Linked DNA regions of Mus musculus: region 2 is linked to region 1. A link is a contact called in ENCODE Hi-C or POLR2A ChIA-PET data. All regions are on one chromosome and are shown on one strand. Each heading gives the region's core, a stretch centred on a gene start or an enhancer-like site at or near the end of the contact. The rest is flanking DNA. Distances are from core to core; before and after follow the strand shown. Region 1 has its middle 17 kb from the start of Hlcs. Region 2 overlaps Dyrk1a (dual-specificity tyrosine-(Y)-phosphorylation regulated kinase 1a).

Region 1 (3,991 bases), core at 9-2,508:
CAAGCATTTGCTGTGCAGGGTGACACTGGAGTTCAGAGCCCCAGAACCCACATAAAGGCTTCGTGACGTGGTGACGTGGCCGGCCCATTCCAGCCATATCACTGAGCTCTGGATTTGATTGAGAGACCCTGCCTCAGTGAATAAGGTGGAAGAATGATTGAGGATTAGCCACCCTGCGTGCATGCGTACACAGGTGCAAGCACATCCACGTGCATTGATGTGTACACACACACACACACACACACACACACACACACACACACACACGGGAAAAGAAAAAAAAGTCCGCCACTCAAGAGTAAAAGCAAAAGGCAAATGAAATGTAAAATCAGCCAGGTGAGCAGGGTAGAGGATAGAACGGGGGCATTTCTGAGCTGTAGTAGAACAAACCTACGTAACGAGATGCTGGAGGAACAACCCAGTGAGACAGTTGTGGTTGAGACACACAAACAACCATTGGGTGAATGACCAAGGAGTAAACACTACAGTTTCAGAGTGTCACTCCACAATGTTTTATGAAGATTAAAAAGGAATTTGTTGGACACACCTACACCATGAAATTGGGAGTCAGCATGACCAGTGTGGGTTGAACTGTTGTCACGTGCCAAAACTGTACACCCTGAAATGTCATCGTATAGTGAAGAAGGGTCACTGTCTAGAAAAGCTGCTGACCAGCCAGCTGACCAACTCCCTGGAGATTGCCTAAAACCATTCACAAAAGCAGAGCCTTTTTGACCCATCACCACCCCAGCTAAGTCCCAGCTCCCTCTGCAAACCCAGGGAGATTCAGCAACAGGGCTCTGGGGGGACACATTCAAACCACAGCAGATGCAACCTGATAGTCCTGGGAGAATCGTACAGCTGGCAGTCATTAGCTGTGGGGAAATTTAAATCTGAATTCAGTTACTGCAGCATGATTGGGTAAGAGACACGGTCTTAGGAAATACACCCTGATGCTTATGGATGAAGGGTCATGATTTCTGCAGCCGAATCGCAAATCATTCTGGGAAGAAAACATTCTGTAATGTTCTGCATGCACTAACGTTTGCAGAGTGTTTCCTCTGTTGAACGCTTAAAAATGTCCAGCTTAGACGGTTACTCCTTAAAAAATTATTCTTCCTTTGTTACCACTTGTAGGGCAAATGGCTAGCTTATGCCATGCTCTCTGTAAGCTGGTGCGTGCTTTGTACAAAGGAGCCTCGTGTTCCTGGGAACCCTGGAAGTTAGAAATGCCCCTGGCATTATCCTGGGGCTGCTCTGACCTAGATTTAGAGTTTGGGCAATGCGGTGTCTGTAATTAGCTGGAGCGATGCCTCTAGGAGATTTTCCCAAGCAGTACCGTGTGAAGCATTGTGTGCAGAGATTCACCGGTCTCCAAAGCACTTGTGGAAAGCAGTAGAAATCTAAAATCTGAATGGAAGAACAAATAAATATGAAACTCCTGACCTTAAAATAACTGAGTTGAGATCAAAACCCACTGATAATGGAGATTTGGGTCAATGCCAGTATTTGGAAGAGTTTAGTGTTGTCTTCGTGTGAGCATGCAGTGTCACAAGCATATGTCCATCTGTCTTTCCACAATGTCATAATGTATTGAATAGCAATACATTCAAAAGCTGTGTCAAGTTTCTTGGTCGCCACTTCCAAGTAATCCAGGTTTCTTTGGACAGCCGCTGCAGTCTTAGCGTCTATGTTTTTATTTATTTTTATTTTATGTGTTTTGGTGTTTTGCCTGCATATATGTCTATGCACCACATGTGTGCTTGTAGAGGGTGTTGGATCCCCTGGAACTGAAGTCCTATGGTTGTGAGCCACCATGTAGGCGCTAGGAATTGAACCTGGGACCTCTGCAAAGCAGCAAAGCAGCCAATGCCCTTAACTGCTAAGTCATCTTCCAGCTCCTAACAGATGTTTTATTCCAGTCTTAGTTACTAGCTTAACTCTCAAGGCCCTGTGTGTAATTGTACTTCATACTTGTGTGTGTGTGTTGTATGAGTGCCTGTGTTGTGTGTCTGTGTTATATGTGAGAGTGTTGTGTGATTGTTCTATGTGTGTGTTGTATGTGAGTTTGTGTTGTGTGTGTTATATGTGTGAGTGTTGTGTGTGTGTTGTATGTGAGTTTGTTGTGTGTCTGTGAGTGAGAGTGTGTGAGAGTGTGTGTCTGCATGTGTTGTGTTTGTGTCTATTGTGTGTGTGTCTCTGTGTGTGTTGTGTGTGAGTGTCACATTTGTGGGGGAGCACTGCCCTGCACCTCTTCTCTGCTCTCTGACCACTTGTGAATTTTGTATTAGCTACTGTCCACTACAGAAACCTTCTCTGAGCTCTGGGAGCTGCACTAATTTATGGGTGTGAAGTAAGTGTTTGGCGGGAAGTTTCATACTATTTCCATTCAACAGAATAACAGTAAGAGCCTCACTCTTAGGGCTAGTGAGCTTCTAATCATGGCTTCTTGGCTAGATGCACAGCACCGAGTATGCAGTTCCTCCGGTGGGGACTGGCTTAAATCCAATCAGAAAGTGGTTAATTATCTCCATAACATCTGAGTTCACGCATAGGCATATCTTCCCATGCTGCTCCTTATTACAGGGTTTGAAGCTGGGTGTGATTATTCATGGTTTCCCCTATGCAGCCTACAGAGTACCTCTGACACTGAAGCCAGGCTAGCATGGAGTAAACTCACTCGCTGGTCAATACTAACTTGATTTCTCCGTGTCTGGTGACAACTTTGTGTTTTCAGCAGCAGGGTCTTCCTATCAAGTTCTGAGGGGCAGCCAAGAGCATCAGCGATATTTTGTATTATTTTGGAGGTTTCTGGAACACTTCTGGCCAACAACTCAGACAGAGGTATCCAATACCTGGCACTGGGGTTTTTATTTGTTGACTTATGGTTTATGGGTGGGGGAAACCTCCATCCCATCACACACATACAGTATACACGTACACAAACACACACATGTAAAAGTTATTCACCAGGTGTAATTGTTACCTCGGAGGCTTACTGCTGAATAAACTCACCCTTCCTAGCTCTTTCTGAACTCTGGCTGGCTGGTTCAACTCAGCTGTTCTGGCTCAAACTCCTCTCCAAGCTGACTGATCCAAACTGGCTTTTCTTGGCTTCTCATTGAATTGCTTTGCTTGGTCTCAAACTAACTCCAGCAATCTTCTGTCTTCACCTACAGCCTGTTCCTATAAAACTGCCTCCTCTCTCCTCTCTCTCCCTGCTCCCTCTGTGGTACTCATAAGTAGCCTCTCCTTCCAATGCTTTTCTTCCAAGAGTTGGGCATATTCTATCTCTGACTCTTTCTATCATATCTTTCTCTGTGTCATCACTTTGTGGCTGTTTCCTTCTACAAACTAACTTTACCTTCATTGTTTGGGATTAAAGGTGTGTACTAAGGGTGGTCCACATTCCAGCCTGAGGGATTATAGGTGTGTCATTCCAGCCGGATCACACCAATCTAGAAGGTCTTTGGATGTGATCCCTTGACAGAGCAGCTGCTTTGCTGGATTAAAACTCCCCCCCCCCCACACACACACCAACCCCTCTCTCCCTTAGGAAATTTAGCTTGATTGTTCGAATGAGAAATGCCCCCCCCCCCCAGGCTCAAGTATTTGATGAACATGTGGTACCTAGTTGGTGATTCTGTTCTGGGAGGTTTAAGAAGTGTGGTTTTGCCAGGCAGTGGTGGCACATGCCTTTAATTCCAGCACTTGGGAGGCAGAGGCAGGTGGATTTCTGAGTTCGAGGCCAGCCTGGTCTACAGAGTGAGTTCCAGGACAGCCAGGGTTACACAGAGAAACCCTGTCTCAAAAAAACGGGGGGCGGGGAGTGTGGTCTTGCAAATGAGGAAATATGCCACTGGGGATATTTGAGAGTTCATAGCCTCACCCCACCTACAGTTTACTGCCTGCTTCATCCTTGCTGTTGAAGGTGTGATATTTCATTACAGCAACAGAAAGATCACTATTACGCTTATAAACTAAGAGGTTT
Region 2 (3,744 bases), core at 445-2,944, 320 kb before region 1:
CAAGTTTATATACCTGTGCCACAGCATACACATCTGGTGGGCTAGGCACTGCAAATGAGTTTGGTTGCTCTTATCTTGGGGAGGAAGACTGTCTAAAAATCCATGAGTCAGAAACGAATTGTATAGAATGTTAATTAACTAAAAACTTTAAGCTGAGCCCTAGTAGAGCATGGCAAGAAGGGACGGTATAAGAGAGAGTTACTCTGTCTTCCTGGCAGACTGTCAGTAGTTTTCTGAATATAAAAACACAGCAATAAACCATCACTGTATCTAAGAAATCATGTAAGTAATCAAGAAAGAACTTTAAAGTTAAAGAAATTAAAGGAGTTACTCCTAAAAATGTGAACAAGAAAAAGAAAAACAAATTCCCTTTTGTCTCTATCTCCAAAGGGCACTAAACCTTGGAGGTTTCTAAGCAGGCATAGAAATGACGACCTTAAAGCATATCAAAAAGGGAAACGAGGGGGCTGGTGAGATGGCTCAGTGGGTAAGAGCACCCGACTGCTCTTCCGAAGGTCAAGTTCAAATCCCAGCAAAAAAGGAGTTCAAATCCCAGCAACCACATGGTGGCTCACAACCATCCGTAACAAAATCTGACTCCCTCTTCTGGAGTGTCTGAAGACAGCAACAGTGTACTTACATATAATAAATAAATTAATTATTAAAAAAAAACAAAAAAAAAACAAAAAACAAAAAACAAAAAAAAAAAAAGGGAAACGAAAGCCTGAATTTAGCACACGGGCTGAGCATGGCCTAAGTGACCATGATTGTAGGATGTGAGCACTGGTTACAACTAACACGTTACAGGCACAACACCAACTTAACTGCTCGTAGCTTTCCATGCAGTGCCAGCACTGATGAAGTACTGAGCAAACCCCTCCGTCCATCCAACTTCCAACCCAATCAAAAAGAGGACAGGAAGGTCTATCAGCAACTGCTTACGTACACGTGTGGAAGTCACAGAGTGCCTGGAGTGGTACCAGCAGTGAAGGACAAATCCTAAGTGAGGAAAGTGAAAGGGGGTGGGTGCACAGGAAGACAATACTGAGTCCTCCCTGGATTCAGTCATGTGTCTCAGCCTCCTGTCTTGAATTAGGCCCCACCAATGAATGGTGCACATTCTCCTAGGTAGCCTGTCACTAACTGGGGTGTCCTGCCTCTATGGCATCAACTGTGGGGTCTCAGCAGTGACCCTGGGTCAGACTTCATGGTGACACTCTCAGAACACAACTGGAAAACAGCCCTGGACACAGCTGCTGTCTGACTTCACAGCAAGGCAACACTCAACCATTTATTATGTTTATTTTGCATATAAAACTGCACTTTGGGTAGGATATGTGCCTTAGTTAGGTTTCCACCGTGAAAAGACACCACTTATAAAGGACAACACTTAATTGGGTTCAGAGGTTCAGTCCATTATCATCATAGCAGGAAACATGGCACCATCCAGGCAGGCATGGCTCTGTAGGAGGAGCTGAGAGTTCTACATCTTGTTTGGAGACAAACAGAAGTCTATCTCACCGATAGCTATGAGGGTTTCCAAGCCCACTCCCATAGTGACACACTTCCTCCCAATAAGGCCACACCTCCTAACCGTGCCAACTCCCTAGGCCAAGCATATTCAAACCACCAGCATATGGCAGGGGGAATCACTCCCACACTCAGTGTTAGTGCCTTGAAAGGAGTGAGGACCACGGGGAACCTGCTCACTCATAAGCCAGCAGCTTACGCTGGCTAGGATCCAGAGCTGAGGACCTAGCCAGTCATCTACAGGAGGTTTTCTCATGAGCTCATTTGGCTTCCTCTCAACATTAAGCCCAGATTTCAAGGCTGAACATTAAGAGAGACAGAGAGATTAATATTCAGAGACAAAAAGAGAACCAGGCAGCAGTGGCATTGCTTAGTATGTCCATTAGAAAAGTTACTAGGGGCTGGAGAGATGGCTCAGCAGTTAAGAGCACCAACTGCTCTACCAGAGGTCCTGAGTTCAATTCCCAGCAACTACAAGATGGCTCACAACCATCTGTAATGGGATCTGATGCCCGCTTCTGGTGTGTTTGAAAACAACTAGAGTGTACTCATATAAGTAAAAATAAATAAACATTTTTAAAGGGGGGGGGGGGTGGCTGGCTCAGAGGTTAAGAGCACTGACTGCTTTTCTGAAAGACCTAAGTTCAAATCCCAGCAACTACATGGTGACTCACAACCATCTGTAAAACGAGATGACGCCCTCTTCTGGAGTGTCTCAAGACAGCTACAATGTACTTACACATAAGAAATAAATAAATCTTTAACACCACCCCCCCCCCCCCCCGCCAAAAGGTTATTAAAACTGACCACACAGCCGGGTGTTGGGAGGCAGGTGGATTTCTGAGTTCGAGGCCAGCCTGGTCTACAGAGTGAGTTCCAGGACAGCCAGGGATACACAGAGAAACCCTGTCTCAGAAAAACAAAAAACAAAAACAAAACAAAACAAAACAAAATAACCACCTGACCACACTACAAGGAGGGAATTACTCCACTTTTAATTATCAGCCATGTTTTAAAATTACTATATGTGGCACATCTGTTTTAAAAGAAAAATTTACAATAAATTCCTTGTAGATGATTTGTAATTTGTAGAATTGTGTCTTAGGTTTCTAGTCCTGTGATACGTGACCAAAAGCAATCTGAATAAGAAGACGTTTGCTTGGCTTACAGATCTCATCATCCAAACAAATAATAGTTCTTGATATACAGAAAAGTTAACACAAGAACCTGGAGGCAGGAGCTAAAGCAGAGACCACGGAGGAACTCTGCTTGCTGGCTTGCTTAAAATGCTATCTTCTACAACAGCACGCCCACAGTGGGCTGGAGCTCACACCTCAGCCATCAATCAAGACAATGCCCTACAGACTTGCCTATAAGCCAATCTGATGATGGCATTTTCTCAATGAAGGTTCATCTTCCCAGATAACTCTACTGTATGCCCAGCTGACAAAAACCAATCAGGCCAAAATGATAATAAAACTACTAGTCTCTCTAACACCGAGCCACTGGGAACATGGATCTCTACACTTTCCTTGAAGTCTAGGTAAAAGACAGGGTAAATCTTTGACAAAAGTGAAATCTTCCATTTTATCTTTTAAGGGATTATCGACATCAGGTTTCTTGGTATGGGTTTTCTGTTTTATTTGTTGAATTAAAATTTAAAACATTTTAAACAATAGTCAAATCTATAATATTTTCTAAAAACATAAAGCATAAACGCAAAATTATTTTCAGAAACAAGCATATTATTTCAATTCAGTCAAGCATTTAAATCACTGTTAATAATGCAAACTCTGATTTGACTATTTAAGAAAACATGTTCCTGTTTCAAACAGTGATTATTTCTACGAACAAAAGCCAAACTGAGGCCGGGCGATGGTGGCGCACGCCTTTAATCCAAGCGCTCAGGAGGCAGAGGCAGGCGAATTTCTGAGTTCGAGGCCAGCCTGGTCTACAGAGTGAGTTCCAGGACAGCCAGGGATACACAGAGAAACCCTGTCTCGAAGAAAACAAAAAAACAAAAACAAAACAAAACAAAAAACAAAAAGCCAAACTGGCAAGCTACTGTACCTTATCACATCAAAAAATAGTTATAAAGCCTCAGGGATTCCCTCTGCCCCCAACCCACCCCAAAAAGTTTACTGTATAGCCCTGGCTGTCTTGGAACTCACAGAGATCTACCTACCTCTGCCTCCCAAGTGTTGGGATTAAAGG

The links. Hi-C counts contacts between places; a loop is a spot of excess contacts on that map. ChIA-PET counts read pairs that join two places held with the same protein, here RNA polymerase II (POLR2A).
Region 2: a map of regulatory T cell shows a loop between it and region 1 (2.6-fold over the local background). The contact joins two enhancer-like sites. A Hi-C loop is called at or near these places in 1 of 37 maps with a recorded cell type or tissue (regulatory T cell). POLR2A ChIA-PET finds 5 or more read pairs at or near these places in 1 of 5 experiments (Patski).

The regions. Positions count from the first base shown.
Region 1 is chr16:94,305,029-94,309,019 of GRCm38, reverse strand. It overlaps a transcript of Hlcs not described here. Among named protein-coding and RNA genes, the nearest start is that of Hlcs, 17 kb to the right of the region's middle. Within about 2 kb of position 1,258, at least 1 of the 3 ENCODE cell types and tissues checked has a DNase peak (open chromatin) inside an H3K27ac peak, as active enhancers do.
Region 2 is chr16:94,622,996-94,626,739 of GRCm38, reverse strand. All of the region lies in intron 2 of Dyrk1a (dual-specificity tyrosine-(Y)-phosphorylation regulated kinase 1a), which reads right to left. Among named protein-coding and RNA genes, the nearest start is that of Dyrk1a, 55 kb to the right of the region's middle. Within about 2 kb of position 1,694, at least 1 of the 3 ENCODE cell types and tissues checked has a DNase peak (open chromatin) inside an H3K27ac peak, as active enhancers do.